Regions from separate parts of the Homo sapiens genome. Here region 2 is linked to region 1. A link is a loop called in an ENCODE intact Hi-C map of the cell type or tissue named here. Cell type or tissue: A673. All regions are shown on one strand.

Evidence for each region. Peaks named below come from ENCODE experiments on the same cell type or tissue, not always from the same donor. Only the 100,000 strongest peaks of a DNase experiment are listed, where the experiment ranks them.
Region 2: a loop joins it to region 1, with 7 times the contacts of the local background. A loop is called at or near these places in 6 of 110 quality-filtered maps.

The regions. Positions count from the first base shown.
Region 1 is chr13:111,218,823-111,226,822 of GRCh38, forward strand. The region is part of intron 5 of ARHGEF7 (Rho guanine nucleotide exchange factor 7); the gene reads left to right. Among named protein-coding and RNA genes, the nearest start is that of ARHGEF7-AS1, 74 kb to the left of the region's middle. In A673, a CTCF peak has its summit at 4,767 (motif pointing left); a DNase peak (open chromatin) is centred at 4,739.
Region 2 is chr13:110,589,457-110,597,456 of GRCh38, forward strand. No RefSeq gene overlaps it. Among named protein-coding and RNA genes, the nearest start is that of NAXD, 22 kb to the right of the region's middle. In A673, a CTCF peak has its summit at 4,206 (motif pointing right); a DNase peak (open chromatin) is centred at 4,215.

The DNA of each region.
Region 1 (8,000 bases):
CTGCTATTGTTTTTCTAAGGTAGCAAGAAAAAAAGATTTACAAATGGGAATATGACAATTTTGATGTAAAAATATTTTCTCAGTGACCTCAGAAAACAAGTATTTTAATAAGGCAGATGGCAGCCCTTATTTGTAAACTTCTCTGGTGTTGGAATTTTTAGGAACAGCACCTGCCTGTTCTTATTGTATGTATATGTATACATATATGTAAAGCAGTTCGCCATTTTTACCAGTTCTAAGTGTACTGTTCAGTAGCACTAGGTACATTCACAGTTTTATAACCATCACCACCGTTTATCTCCAGAACTGTTTCTTCTCAAACTGAATTCTGTTCCCATTAAACAGTCCCCATTCCCCTCCCCAGCCCCTGCCCTCTACCATTCTGCTTTCTGTCTCTGAATTTGATTACCGTTGGTGCTTCGTGTAAGTGCAGTCATTTTGTCTTTTGACTGCTTATTTCATTCAGCATAAAGTGCTGGAGGGTTTTCCATGCTGTAGCATATGACAGAGTTACCTTCCTTTGTAAGGCTGAATAATATTTCATCATATGTATGTACAACATTGTGTGTTGATGGGAACTTGGGTTACTTTCACCTCTTGGCTATGTGAATAATGCTGCTAGGAGCATGGTTGTGTAAGTATTTGAGTCCTTGCTTTTCAGTTCTTTTCTGTATATACCCAGAAGTGGAATTGCTGGGTCAGATGGTGGTTCTGTGATTAAGTCTGGAGGAACTGCCACGTGGTTTTCCCCAGCGGCTGGACCATGTCGCATTCCCACAAGCAGTGCACAGGGTTCTGCTGCTTCTGTGTTCTCGCCAACTTGTTTTTTTTTTTCTTAAAGTAATAGCCATCCTGTTGGATGTGAAGTTGCTACTGTTTTTTGTAGTTGTTAATAATGATAATTTAAAAGGCAGTATTTTTTATTATAATAAATCGACTTGGGCAGAATTTTTTTCCGGCTGCTTGTTATGTTCCAGTTAATGTATAAAGTACTTTCCATTTGCAACTTCAGTTCTCCTCATAACCCTTGAAGACAAGTATTGCTGGGATATTAAGAAGGGGGTGGGTTGCAAGTACATGACATCCTTTAAAAAAATCCGTTCATGTGTAGAGCCCACTGAGAGCGCGGCACTGGCACCATGCTGAGGCGTGGAAATGTCAACTTGATAGACATCACTGTTAGGAGATGCAGTTTAGTCTGTGACTCAGTTGGATGGCACTGGCCTGCATGAGCCTTCCTGGAGACCTAGGGCTAGGGCAGGCCCGGTCCATCCTGTGAGCCCATCTCCTAGCCCAGCCCCACCAGTTGGAGAGATCTTTTTCCTGGGAACCAATGAGAGCAGCCCTGGGCCGAGAGGCCTGAGGTGGCGCCAGTGGACTTTCCAGGAGGACACTTGAGCCAGGGCAGAGGAAGGAGGACCTCGTTCGTTGCTCACCTTTGCCAAGGAGAGTTGAGGTTACAGAACTGCTAAGTGGGACGCACCTTTGGAGTAGGGACAGACGCTTGTTCCAGCTGGTCTTTCTGACTTTCTTTAATTCTTAAGTGAACTCCTCCTTTAAGTGTGAATCCTGGACTGACTCTGAACCACCACAGTAAGAGTGCAGGTGAGTGGGGTTTTACTTTTCATGTATTTCTCCTTGTGGATTTTTTAGAAGTAACCCAGAGCAAGGAAATTACGCTGAAAAGATGGGGTTTGTGGATCTCAAAATCCTCTCCAGTTGGAAGTGATTTTCAGACACATTTGAATGTCGTCAGTGTCATCTGCCGTGGGAATTTGTCTTGCAGTATGCTGTTACCCCTGATAGCCCACAGGAAGGCATCGTGAGCCCCCGCTTTTGAGTGGACTGTGGGCCCTTGAGCTGGCAGCAGCAGAGGACGCCCTCCAAAGGACCGGCAGGGCGTGTTTAGAAACATGGCTCTCATGAGGAACAGTGCTCTCACTTTGTTCTACCCGAAGCCACTACTCATGTCTTAGGCGTGTCTGAGCGTGTGTGCGTGCCCGGTTTCAACGTATGTGCGTGTACATGGTGTGTTGCCATCAAGGAGCTCTTTGCAGGGGCCACACGGAATCCATAGGTGTATTAGGGTGCTTTAGAGGGACAGAACTAATAGTATTCTCCTGTTAGTTATATATATAGATATAGATAGATATATAGATATGAAGGGAACTTTATTAAGGGGAGTTTATTATATATACATGTTATATATATATAAAGGGGAGATATATATATATCTACATATACATATATACATATACATCCCCCTATTGTGGGACCTTGTGATCATGTAAGTTAATACCTAATAAACTCCCTTTCATATATATATAGATATATATGTCTATATATATCTATATAGATATATATGTCTATATATATCTATATAGATATATATGTCTATATATATCTATATAGATATATATGTCTATATATATCTATATAGATATATATGTCTATATATATCTATATAGATATATATGTCTATATATATCTATATATAGATATATATGTCTATATATATCTATATATATGTCTATATATATATCTATATATATATCTATATATATAGATGTCTATATATCTATATATATAGATGTCTATATATCTATATATAGATATATATATCTATATATATAGATATATAGACATCTATATATATAGATATATATAGACATATATATATCTATATATATAGATATATATCTATATATATCTATATATAGATACATATCTATATATCTATATATATAGATACATATCTATATATATCTATATATAGATATATATCTCCCCTTTATATGTATATATATATGTATCTCCCCTTTATATATATATATAACATGTATATATAATAAACTCCCCTTAATAAACCCCTTGATATATCTATCTGTATCTATCTATATATACAGCTAATAGGAGAATATTATTAGTTCTGTCCCTCTATTACTTCTGTCCCTCTAAAGAACCCTCATACACCTATGGATTCATATATGTATGTATATGTGTACGTGTACGTATATGTGTATATGTATACAAGGTCCCACGATAGGCCATCTACAGGCTGAGGAGCAAGGAGAGCCAGTCCGAGTCTCAAAACTGAAGAAATTGGAGGCTGATGTTTGAGGGCAAGAAGCATCCAGCATGGGAGAAAGATGTAGGCTGGGAGGCTAGGTCAGTCTCGCCTTTTCACGTTTTTCTGCCTGCTTTATATTTGCTGGAAGCTGATTAGGTGGTGCCCAGCAGCTTAAGGGTGGGTCTGCCTTTCCCAGTTCACGGACTCAAATGTGAATCTCCTTTAGCAACACCCTCACAGACACACCCAGGATTAATGCTTTGTGTCCTTCAATCCAATCAAGTTGGCACTGAGTATTAACCATCACAATAGGGTTTGTGCCAAACTGAGACCTAAGTAACTTTGGAAAATTTCCCTTTTTTTCCTGTTTATTTTTTAAAATTCAAGAAATGTCATTTTTGAGCATATTAGTGATGCATTTGCTAAACTTTATCTGATGGTTGAACCAAAGGAATAACCTTCTGTCCCTGTTGTTCTCTAATTACCTAAGCATATTGTATGGAAAGTCATGCTAGTTTTATTTTAGTTTATTTATTTTTAATTTTATTTTACTATTTTATTTTGAGATGGAGTTTCACTCTTGTTGCCCAGGCTGGAGTGCAGTGATGCTCACTGCAACCTTTGCTTCCTGGGTTCAAGCGATTCTCCTGCCCCAGCCTCCCGAGTAGCTGGGATTATAGGCACGTGCCACCATGCCTGGCTAATTTTTGTATTTTTAGTAGAGATAGGGTTTTACCATGTTGGCAGGCTGGTCTTGAACTTCTGACCTCAAGTGATCCACCTGCCTCAGCCTCCCAAAGTGCTGGGATTACAGGCGTGAGCCACCACGCCCAGCCCAGTCTGAGTTTAACCGTGGGCATTTGAGGCAAGTGTGAAACCACATTTTTTACCGTGTTACTCTAGAGCAGTTAAGAATAAAACTCTAGGATCACAATTACATTCAGTACAGCAGACTTCCCTCTCACCTCTGGCTTTGCGTAATGTGGTTACAAGTACCTGCAGTCAACTGTGGTTCGAAACAGGTGAGAACAATACAGTAAGATATCTTGAGAGAAGAGACCACATTCACATAACTTTAGTTATAGTATATTGTTATAATTGTTCTATTTCATTATTAGTTGTTGTTAATCCATTATTGTACCTAATTTCCAGATTAAACACACATAGGTATGTATAGATGGGAAAACATAGTATATATAGGGTTGGTATATATACAGAGATATAGCTGCAGTTTCAGACATCCAGTGGGCAGTCTTGTGGGTACCCCCGTGGATAAGGGTGGGCGGCTATATTGCATTTTTTCCAGTAGTTTATGTGGCTTTCTGATTTTGGAATTAGGTTTCCTTTTTTGAAGAGTGTGTTAAATGTATTTTGATTTATAGTTAATTAGTGCTTGATTTTTCTGAAAACAAAATTGTGCCAGGTTCCAAACTTAGAGACTTCTCTGACCATCATGTTAGGATCATTTCTTTATTCATGAAAACACTGACTTCCTTTAAATTGAGGGTTTCTCTTCTGAATTATATTTTAATTTGATGTACAAATAGTTTTACTGAGTAAACAAGAACTGAAGTTTTTCTCTAAATGGCACTTTTTTAGGCTGTTTATCTCCAGATAAATTGACCAGATGGTCCAATTCACCTCTCCTGCTTCCCTGGGGAAGTGTAGCCATTGGTGGTTTGCCCTCTTGTGGTCGGAGATGGAATTGTTCTTGTCAAGGTTCACCGTTGTGTTGGTGCTTTTAACCTGTGGTGTAGGATTTCTTGTTTGAATAGTCCCTCTTTGAAGACAGATAAAATGTTCTAGGATTCTGTAATAACGATCTTTCTAATGCTTGTGTCAAAAGCATTGTATATTATTCCTGAATATGTACAGTACAGTCTTATGGAAGGTAAATAATTGTCACTTAGCATTTATTTTCTGTGCACCTTTTTTGGTTAGGTAAAACCCATGGATTTCTATAGCATTTTTTTTTTTTTTTTGAGACAGAGTCTTGCTCTGTTGCCCAGGCTGGAGTGCAGTGGCATAATCTCAGCTCACTGCAACCTCCACCTCCTGGGTTCAAGCGATTCTCCTACCCCAGCCTCCCAAGTAGCTGGGATTACAGGTGCCCGCCACCACGCCCGGCTAATTTGTGTATTTTTAGTAGAGACAGGGTTTCACCATGTCAGCCAGGCTGGCCTCGAACACCTGACCTTGTCATCTGCCCGCCTCAGCCTCCCAAAGTGCTGGGATTACAGGCATGAGCCACCGCAGCCAGCGTCTACAGCATTTTTTACAGGCTGATATGTATTTGTGTTTCACACCCACCCACCCACCCTCACTCTTACTCCCTTGCTTCAGAATTTCCTAAATTCAAGGGAGAAGTTAAGGAGAGAAGCAGCAAGGTCCATTCTGGAAGTGAGTGGTGATGGTGGTTGCTGTGATTGGATAGAAGTGGAGGCACTCAGCTGCATGTGGCACACACGGTTAGCAGCTGTGAGAACACACCTCGTGCTCTGTGTGCTTCCAAGACCAGTTTTCTGTGTGTGCATGTGGACTCAGGCTTTTTTAGATGATTATTTCTAATGTGCTGACTTTAGTCATTCTCCTATTTCTGGACAGCTTATTATCTGTTGTAAAGACATTTCTTTTAAATGCTGTTTTGGGGGCTGGTTAGCTTGAGATGATGACTGTCTGTGTTTGGCAGTGATGTGAGAGCTTAAATGGGACTGTCATTTGCTGATCCACAGATCTTTAACGACATTGCCACTTTTTAAGTTGGTCACTTTTAAATATTTTTTACTTATTTTTGACATAAAGCAACACGCAGCTGAATTTTGGATGTCGTTATTAATTTAGCTGTGGAGGAACAGTGTTTGATGTGAGTATAATCTGTGCGGGGAAAAGGACAAAAGTACCCCAGAACCTTGCCTTCCTTCGTGCCACTGGATGTGAGCTTGTGCTGTAGTCCTTCCTCCTCTCCGGTGAGGATTGGGTTTGGATGGGACACATGAGGCTGCATTACAGGATGGACCTCTCAGCACTATTGTTTCAAGATGTAATTGTTTTTAAACAAGAGAGAAGAACATAAATTAGAAGATATGGGCCCCCCGAGGCAGGCGTAGGGAGCGTATTATAGCATTATGTACAAAGGGGTCTTGGAGTAGATGGTTTGGAAATGTTTCTGGCGTGTGAAAGTGAATATTTTCCTAGATTGGTATACCGAGCATGTCCTCACTGCAATGTGGCTGCCTCCCGTTGTCGGTGATGATTACACATCTTCCGTTTCAGGAGCACGTCCCATAGACCAGCTGACTTAGAGTAATTAGGGGTCAGGTTGTTAGTCTTCCAGTATTAGAGCTTCTCTTTTTTAAAAAAGTTTTATTTGCATTTATGCTTAAGTAATTGTATTACTTACATGCCACATGCTTGTAGCATGTGATAGCCAGTAGACGGAAGAGCTCATGTGGGGAAGAGCACAGGCCACCCACTCCCACAGCCCTGATCCAGGGAGAGGCGTTACTCACCTCCTCTCCTCTCCTACGTAGCTGCCTCGCAACTCTTCACAGTATGCAGAGACTTCTCTGCTTAGATTTATAGGGCGTATCTCACTTTATTGCACTTTGCTTGTTTTTTTGTTTTTTTTTTTTTCTCTTACAAATGGAAGGCTTGTGGCAACACTGTTGGTGCCATTTTTCCAGCACCATGTGCCCACTTGTCCCAGTGCTTCATTTGGGTAATTCTTGCACGATTTCACAGCTTTTCATTATTGTATCCGTTATGGTGATCTGTGATCAGGGACCTTTGGTGTTACTGTTAGAATTGTTTTGGGGTGCCATGAACCATGCCCATGTAAGATGGCAGACTTAATTGATAAATGTTGTGTGTATTCTGACTGCCCTACTGACCGGGAATTCCCCATGTTTTTCCCCAGGCCACTCATTCCCTGAGACACAAAAATACTGAAATTAAACCAGTTTATAACCTTACTATGGCCTCTTAAGTGTTCAAATGAAAGGAAGAGTTGCATGTCTCTCACTTTAAATAAAAAGCTAGAAACGATTAACCTTAGTGAGGAAGGCATGTAGAAAGGTGAGACAGGCTGAAAGCTAGGCCTGTTGCACCAGTCAGTCGTGAATACAAATGAAAAGCTCTTGAAGGAAATTATAAGTGCTACTCCAGTGAACACATGAATGATAAGCAATGAAACCACCTTATTGCTGATATGGAGAAAGTTTGAGTGGTGTGGATAGAAGATCAAACCAGCCACAACATTTCCTTAAGGGCAAAGCCTAATCTCTTCAATTCTATGAAGACTGAGAGGTGAGGAAGCTGCAGAAAAAGAGTTTGAAGCTAATGGAGGTTAGTGCATGAGGTTGAAGGAAAGAAGCCGTCTCCAGAACATGATGAAAGTGCAGGGTGAAGCAGCACGTGCTGACGGAGAAGCTGCAGCAAGTCATCCAGAAGATCTAGCTGACATCATCGGTGAAGGTGGCCACACCAACAGGCTGACTCTCTGGTCTGGGGTTAATGTAGCTGGTGACTGAGTTGAAGCCAATTCTCATTTACCATTCTGAAAATCCTAGTACCCTTAAGAATTATGCTTAACCAACTTTGCCTCTCTGCGCTGTAAGTTAGAACAACAAAGCCTGGATGGTGGCACATCTGCTTGTGTCATGGTTTGCTGAATATTTTAAGCCCACTTTAGAGACCTCCCACTCAGGAAAAAAAGATTCCCTTGAGCATGTTACTGCTTATTGACAGTGTACCTAATCACCCAAGAGCTTTGAGGGAGACATACAAAGAAATTAATGTTGTTTTCATGCTGCTAACACAGCATCCATACTGCAGCTCATGGGTCAAGGATTAATTTAGATTTTTGGGTCTTAGCATTTAAGGAATACATTTTGTAAGGCCATAAATAGTGGTTCCTCTAATGGATCTAGGC
Region 2 (8,000 bases), 630 kb before region 1:
TTTTAAATTGAACTTTATCAGAACTAAAACTTTTTGCTCTGTGAAACACCCTATTGAATGAAAATATAAGCTGTAGAGTGGGAGAAATATTTACCAACCACATAGCTGGCAACTGACTAGTGCTTAGAATATATAAAGAACTCTCAAAATTTAACAGTTAAAAAAAACCACACAATCCAATTAGATGATGGGCAAAAAAAAAAAATGAGCATATATTTCACCAAAGAGGATATATGGATGACAAAGACATGAAAGAATATTCAACATCACTAGCCATTAGGGAGACACAAATTAAAACCACAATGTGATATAACTACATATCTACCAACCAGAATCGCTAAAATTAAAAGTGACAATATCAAATGCTGATGAGGATTTTGAGTAACTGGATCTCTCATACATTTCTGGCAGGAATGTAAAACGGTGCAGCTACTTTAAAAAACAGTTTGGCAGTTTCTTAAAAACAAAACCAAAAACTAAATATGCAACCACCACATGACCAGCCATTGCACTCCTGGGCGTGATCCTAGAGAACTGAAGACATGTTCACATGATAACTACACATACATGCTTGCATCAGCTTTAATCATACTAGCCCAATGCTAGAGATAACACAGATGCTCTTCAATGACTGAATGGTTAAACAAATTCTGGCCTATCCATACCATGGAATACTTACTGCTCAGCAGAGAAGGGAATCAAACTGTTGACACAGGCAGCAACCCGGATGAACCTCCAGAGAATCACACTGAGCTGGAGGGAAAATAAAGCAATTCCAAAGGTTACATACTGTAGATTCCATTTCTATAACATTCTGGAAATGACAAAATTATAGCAATGGAAAACAGTTCCATGGTTGCCAGGGGTTAAGGAGAGGGTTGGGGTGAAAGGGAAGTGAGTATGGCTACAGAAGGTCAATATCAAGGATCCTTGTGCTGACAGAAAGTTTGTAAATTTGGCCTGTAACAATGTCACCATTCTGGTTGCCATCTTGTACTGTAGTTTTGCAAGATGCTATCATTGGAGGAAACTAGGTGAAGAGCATTTGAGCTGTTTCTGTATTATTTCTTTTAACTGCATGTGATTCTATAATTATCTCCAGTAGTTTTAGAAAAAAGTCGTGGTGAGAGGCAAAGAGAATGATGTATGTAAATTCCTCAGCACAATGCCTGGCAGGTAGGAGGGACTTTAGTGCTATCACTGAAAAGTCCTGGGCAAGCCAGGACAGCTGGTCACCCACAGGGCAGGTCCAGAATTCGCTCACTCAGTGTCGCCAAGGACTCAGGTTTTCCACCTTCCCGCCCTGCCCTCCTTGGAATGCTGGCTCATGTTCAAGTCGGATGCCCTCAGGGTTACGGGGCAGCTTTTCCAGTTCCAGGCTTCATGTGCACACTGGTCCCCATGTCTCTCACCTCTCTCTAAGAGCAAAGAAACCACTCCTGGAGGCTTCCCTCCCTCACAGCTTGGTGGCTATGGTTGCTACAGTGATGATAAAAAGCCACTCGTTCATCACAATCAGCAAGGGAAATGGGACCGCAGTGCTGAGGTTGGGCCCGTCTGGATTTACCTCCAGACCCGGAGGAGAACCAGCCTTCCTGCGTCAAGTGGCAGAATTCTATCTATGCCAGCCAGTATGAAGGTTTTGGGTGGCCCCCCAGAGCTGTTCTTCCTCCTTTCTCAGGACTCCAATGGCCTAACATGCGTGGCTCTGGGCACCTGAGTTGTGTTTCCTGGACCCGCCAGATCTAAGCGGGTCAACACCAGAAACTGCGCGTGTTCATGTGGTTATCCTCCAGCATCTTGCAGGTGCCCCGTGCATGTAAAGCATAGTCACATATTTGCTTAAATGAATTCAGTAGCCTTCAACCTATTGATTCTGCCTCTCAAATGTCTAATTAAATCTATACCCACAACCATATCACGATGGTCCACATTAGAAACTTCATCAGGCGCCAAGCTGGCTACCTAGAGTGTCTCTTAATTTCCGCAGATGCAGAGCTGCAAATGTTTCTTGCTCTTCTGAGCACTCCTACATTTGATTTATTCATTTGGCATTTTGAAGTGAAGGCAAGACAGTGTTATTGTTAACTCCGTGCTTTTCTTTAAAATGTTTCTTTGCTGGCTGGGGGTGGCGGTTCATGCCTGTCATCACAGCACTTTGGAAGGCTGAGGAAGGATTACCTGAGGCCAGGCGTTCAAGACCAGTCTGGGCAACATACTGAGACCCTATCTCTACAAATCAAATAAAATAGGTCAGGCGCCATGGCTCACGCCTGTAATCCCAGCACCTTGGGAGGCCGAGGCAGGCGGATCACCCGAGGTCGGGAGTTCAAGACCAGCCTGACCAACATGGAGAAACCCTGTCTCTACTAAAAATACAAAAATTAGCCAGGTGTGGTGGTGCATGCCTGTAATCCCAGCTACTTGGGAGGCTGAGGCAGGAGAATCGCTTGAACCTGGGAGGCAGAAGCTGTGGTGAGCCGAGATCACGCCATTGCACCCCAGCCTGGGCAACAAGAGCAATACTCTGTCTCAAAAAAAATAAATAAATAAAATGAAAAAAGACAAGTAAAATAAAATAGCCAGGCGTGGTGGGGTGCCATCTGTGGTCCCAGCTACTTGGGAGGCTCAATGGGAGGATCACCTGCGCCCTGGAGTTCAAGGCTGTGGTGAGCCAAGATCACACCACTGCACTCCAGCCTGGGTGACATAATAAGATCCCATTTCAAAAAAACAGATAAAATAAAAATATTTATTTGTGATCCATCTAAACCTATATGAATTTCTGTACTCTTATTTATGTTTTCTTTTGTTTTTATTTTTATGTACTTATTTATTTATTTTTAAAAACAGGGGGCCTCATTCTGTCGCCCAGGCTGGAGTGCAGTCACTGCAGCTTCAGACTCCTGGGTCTAAGCAATCCTACAATTTCAACCTCCGGAGTAGCTGGGACTAAGGCGCACGCCACCACACCCAGCTAACTTTTTAAGATTTTTTTTGTAGTGATGGGGTCTCGCTATATTGCCCAGGCTGGTCTCTAAATCCTGGGCTCAAGCAATCCTCCTGCCTTGGCTTCCCAAAGTGCTGGGATCATAGGCATGAGCCATCATGCTCGGTTTATTCATGTTTCTAATTGTCCTCCCATCTTCTAGAGGGAAGTTAATATAACTTTGATATTTGAATTTTTACTTCGTGATTCATGTGGCATACTGAGTATGAAAATCATCTTCCTCCCTAAAGGCCATCGTTTTTTCTCCCCATGAACATTTATGCCAAATACTGTTTTGAATTTAATATTTCCACATCCCCTAAGCAGAACCCAGTCTGACTTCTCTCTCTTTTTTTTTTTCCCTGCCTCTGAGTCTACTATGAGAAATGATTCTGACTCATAAAATTGATGTATCTATAGAACAAATGGCAGTTGTGGCCCCTCCTGAAGATGACTCTTTGGGTTTCCACACTTTCTGGATTGGACTTGAATTCCTTGGTGTCATTTTCAGGGCCTCCTGCGGCTTTGCCCCACATATGCCTCAGACCCATGCAAATCAAGTCCTGGATTTTCTGGCTATTTTTACTCTAACACAGAATATAAATGTTAGACATAAGCCTTTAACAACGCCCAGCGATATTACTTCCGTCAAGAAGGAAAGATTGAACGAAACAATGGAGAATCAACAATCCCAGGCTGGGCGCGGTGGCTCACGCCTGTAATCCCACCACTCTGGGAGGCCGAAGCGGGCAGATCACCTGAGGTCAGGAGTTCGAGACCAGCCTGGCCAACAAGGCGAAACCCCACCTCTATTAAAAAATACAAAAACTAGCTGGGTGTGGTGGCATGTGCCTGTAATCCCAGCTACTCAGGAGGCTGAGACAGGAGAATTGCTTGAACCCGGGAGGTGGAGGTTGCAGTGAGCCAAGATCGCATCCCTGCACTCCAGCCTGGGTGACAGAGCAAAACTCCTTCTCAAAAAAAAAAAAAAAAAAAAAAAATTCCCAAAGGTCTATGATCCTTTCATTAATAAGATAGAATTACATAATTCTTTATTGGTTTAAGTTTTATCTTCATCAGAAGTTCTACTTGAAGGATCAGACCTAAATACAAACCATCTGATAATGACAGCTCTGGGCTAAACTGCAGGGCCCCTGGAACAGAATGTCATCTGAAGGAACTCAAGTTGGGGACATTTCCCAACACAGTCATCCTAGAGACAGTAGAGGGCACTACAGGCAAATATTAAACTAAAAAGTAAATGTCCCGTCAGGAAACAACTTGGAGTATTAGGTGTCGTACGTAATACAACAATGTAAAATTTCTCATGCTCAAAGCTAAATGAGTGTTTTCTGTTTAAGTTCTTAATGTTCTAGAGCTCTACTATTCAATATGGCAGACACCAACCACACATGCGTATTTAAATTTAAATTAATGAAAATGTAATAAAATTTAAAATTCAGCTCTTCAGTTGTACCAGCCACATTTCTTGTGCTCAACAGATATGTGGCTAGTGGCTACTATATAGGACAGTGCGGGCACAGAACATTTCCTTCATCACAGAAAGTTCTAGTAGACAGCACTGCTGAAGTCTCAGTTTCCATTATATATTACAATAGAAGGGGATTAGAATATGCCGCCTCAAGATATGCCACTTTGGCATAAAGATTATTTTGAACTGGAAGGCAATTGAGAAAAAGTAGACACAGGAAAGGCTCTCTGCCCTCCCCTCTCTGCCTAAAAGCCGGGCATAAATTTCTGTCATGGGGGTGTCCCCATCTCTCATACCGGGAAGGGAAGAACAACATCATCACTGACAATGGAGATGGCACCAGGATGCGTCTGCGTAAACTAGCTTTACTAAATAACCCTATAACCCTTCCCTTCTGTTCATTTTCCTCATATGCTCCTTTCCACAGTTTACCACCTCTAGAAGCCCAAACTCTTTTTCCTTGGTCTTGTCCTGTCTCCACAATTTATAGCCCTTTGTTAAAAGGGCATAGAACCCCAGCCCCACGGTTTTTGTTGTTTGGTTTTTTGTGGGTTGTTTTTTGTTTGTTTTTCATTTTTTGTTTTTTTTTTTTTTGAGACAGAGTCTTGCTCTGTCACCAGGCTGGAGTGCAGTGGCATAATCTTGGCTCATTGCAACCTCTGCCTCCTGAGTTCAAGCAATTCTCCTGCCTCAGTCTCCTGAGTAGCTGGGATTACAGGTGCATGCCACATGCCTGGCTGATTTTTGTATTTTTAGAAGATGGGGTTTCACCATGTTGGCCAGGCTGGTCTCGAACTCCTGACCTCAGGTGATCTGTCCACCTCAGACTCCCAAAGCGCTGGGATTACAGGCATGAGCCACCGCGGCTGGCCCCCAGCCCCATGTTTAACTGCTCCTGTGGGTCTTCATTTCTTTCCTGTGAAGTCCTCCATGCACACAAAAAATTAAAACTTATTAAAATATTAACATGAAGGCCAGGTGCAGTGGCTCACGCCCGTAATTCCAACAGTTTGGGAGGCCAAGGCCAGCGGATCACTTGAGGTCAGGAGTTTGAGACCAGCCTGGCCAACATGGTGAAACCCCATCTCTACTAAAAATACAAAAATTAGGTAGGCGTGGTGGCGCATGCCTGTAATCCCAGCTACTTGGGAGGCCGAGGCAGGAGAATCGCTTGAACCCAGGAGGCAGAGGTTGTAGTGGGCCAAGATCATGCCACTGTACTGCAGCCTGGGTGACAGAACAAGACTCTGTCTCAAAAAAAAAAATTAACATAAAATATAATTTATATGCCTTTCCTCCTATTAATCTGTCTTTTGGCCGGGCGCAGTGGCTCACGCCTGTAATCCCAGCCCTTTGGGTGGCTGAGGCGGGCAGATCACCTAATGTCAGGAGTTTGAGACCAGCCTGGCCAACATGGTGAAATCCCCGTCTCTACTGAAAATACAAAAATCAGCCAGGTGTGGTGGCATATGCCTGTAATCCCAGCTACTCAGGAGGCTGAGGCAGGAGAATCACTTGAACCCGGGAGGCAGAGGTTGCAGTGAGCTGAGATTGCGTGACTGCACTACAGCCTGGGCAATAGAGCAAGACTCCACCTCAAAAAAAGAGAAAAAAAGAATCTATCTTTTATCAGTGTGATTCACAGGCCCCAGCTACAGTACCTAAGAAGACAGAGGAAACCATTTTTTTTCCTGCCCTACACAATTCACTAAGAGTAACTGAGAAATAGGAACTATTCTAGCATGGAGGCTGCACTCCTCAGCTTATGGAGACTGTCATGTATACCAATGACATCTGTGGAAATGAAGTCACCTGGCTTCTAATCAGGTGAAGTCACCTAGCCACCCTTCTCTAATTTTCACTTTGGAGAAAAACTTAACAAAAGGTACAGGGGAGATATTTGTCTCTGTATCATTTACAACTTGCTGTATACAAATTACAGACTACTGAGAATCCTCGAGAACATTACTATGCATCTTAAGAGAGCTTTTTAATTATTTATTATTTTTTAGGAACAGGGTTTAGCTCGGTTGCCCAGGCTGGAGTGCAGTGGCATATTCCTAGCTCACTGTAAATATAAACTCCTGGATTCAAGTGATCCTGTTATCTATCTCAACCTCCTGAGGAACCAGGACTACAGGCACGTTGCCACCATGCCAGGCTAATTTTTACATTTTTTGTACAGATGCAGTCTTGCTATGTTGTCCAGGCTGGTCTTGAACTCCTGACCTCAAACAATCCTACTGCCTCAGGCTCTCAAAGTTCTGGCCCTGGCTCTCATCTTAGAAAGCTTTAAAACAATATTTTAAAAGCTACAAACTGGCTGGGTATGGTGGCTCATGACTATAATCCCAGCACTTTGGGAGGCTGAGGTGGATGGATTGCTTCAGTCCAGGAGTTTGAGACCAGCCTGAGCAACATAGTGAAACCTAGTCTCTACTAAAAAAGAACAAAAATTAGCCGGGCATGGTGGTTGAGGCTTGTGGTGCTAGGATTATAGGCATGAGCCACTCGGGAGGCTGAGGTGGGAAGATCACTTGGGCCTGGGAGGTGGAGGTTGCAGTGAGCCATGTTCACACCACTGCAGTCCAGACAGGTGATAGAGCAAGACCCCATCTCAAACAAACAAACAAAAAAGCTACAAACTAAATAAAGGTTAAATATAAGCAAATATATTACTATACCAAACACACGTCTCTAGAGCTTAGAGAAACATTGAAGTTTATCTAATCCAAATATTTCATTTTTTGATGATAAAAAAACTCTGTGAACCAAAAAGTTTAAGTAACTCTCTTAAATTCTTAAAGCTTAGGAATTGGAACTTTAAATCCAAACTCAACCTGGTGCTTTTTCCTTTAGGTTATGATTCTATTAGAGGTTTTTATTGAAAATGTGGGCCTTCTAGATTCTTTGAGATTGGAGCTCTGAAGAAAAGCCTGTCACTTCATGTATTATGATTGATATGTAATACAGAAGTGCACACACACAGCTGTGTTTCGCTCCCTCTCAGTCTGACTTTCTGAACTGCATAGGGATCAGAAAGGTGAATTCCATGCTCTCAGATCCTCTGGTTCAATGTGGCTTGTTTTGGTAAATGCAGGGAGAATGGATGGGAAAAAATCGATGGAGAAATACATGTCTCCATCCAAATGTGAGTTTGATGTAGGAGAAAATGAACAAGAATACCCCGACAGCACCACATGCACGTGTGAGGAACATGGGAAGGGCCGGGGTCGTCTGAGATGCTGATAACGAGCTTGCTCCCCGGCCCCCCACGCTGACCTGCGGAGCTGCAGTGGGAGTGAAGTTGCAGAGGCAGCTCTGTGCTCCTCCAGGGGTCCTGCCTGTATCTCCCCCACCGCCCCTGAGGGTGCTGCCGCTGCTGCAACCGGCAGCTGAGAGAGAAGGCTGAGGAGAGAAGCGTCCCAGCCATGGTCAAGCAGATCAATAACTGCATCAACATTTTCGCTGATCATTTGTGCTTTTGAAAAATATGCTGAATCATGGCAATCACTTAGA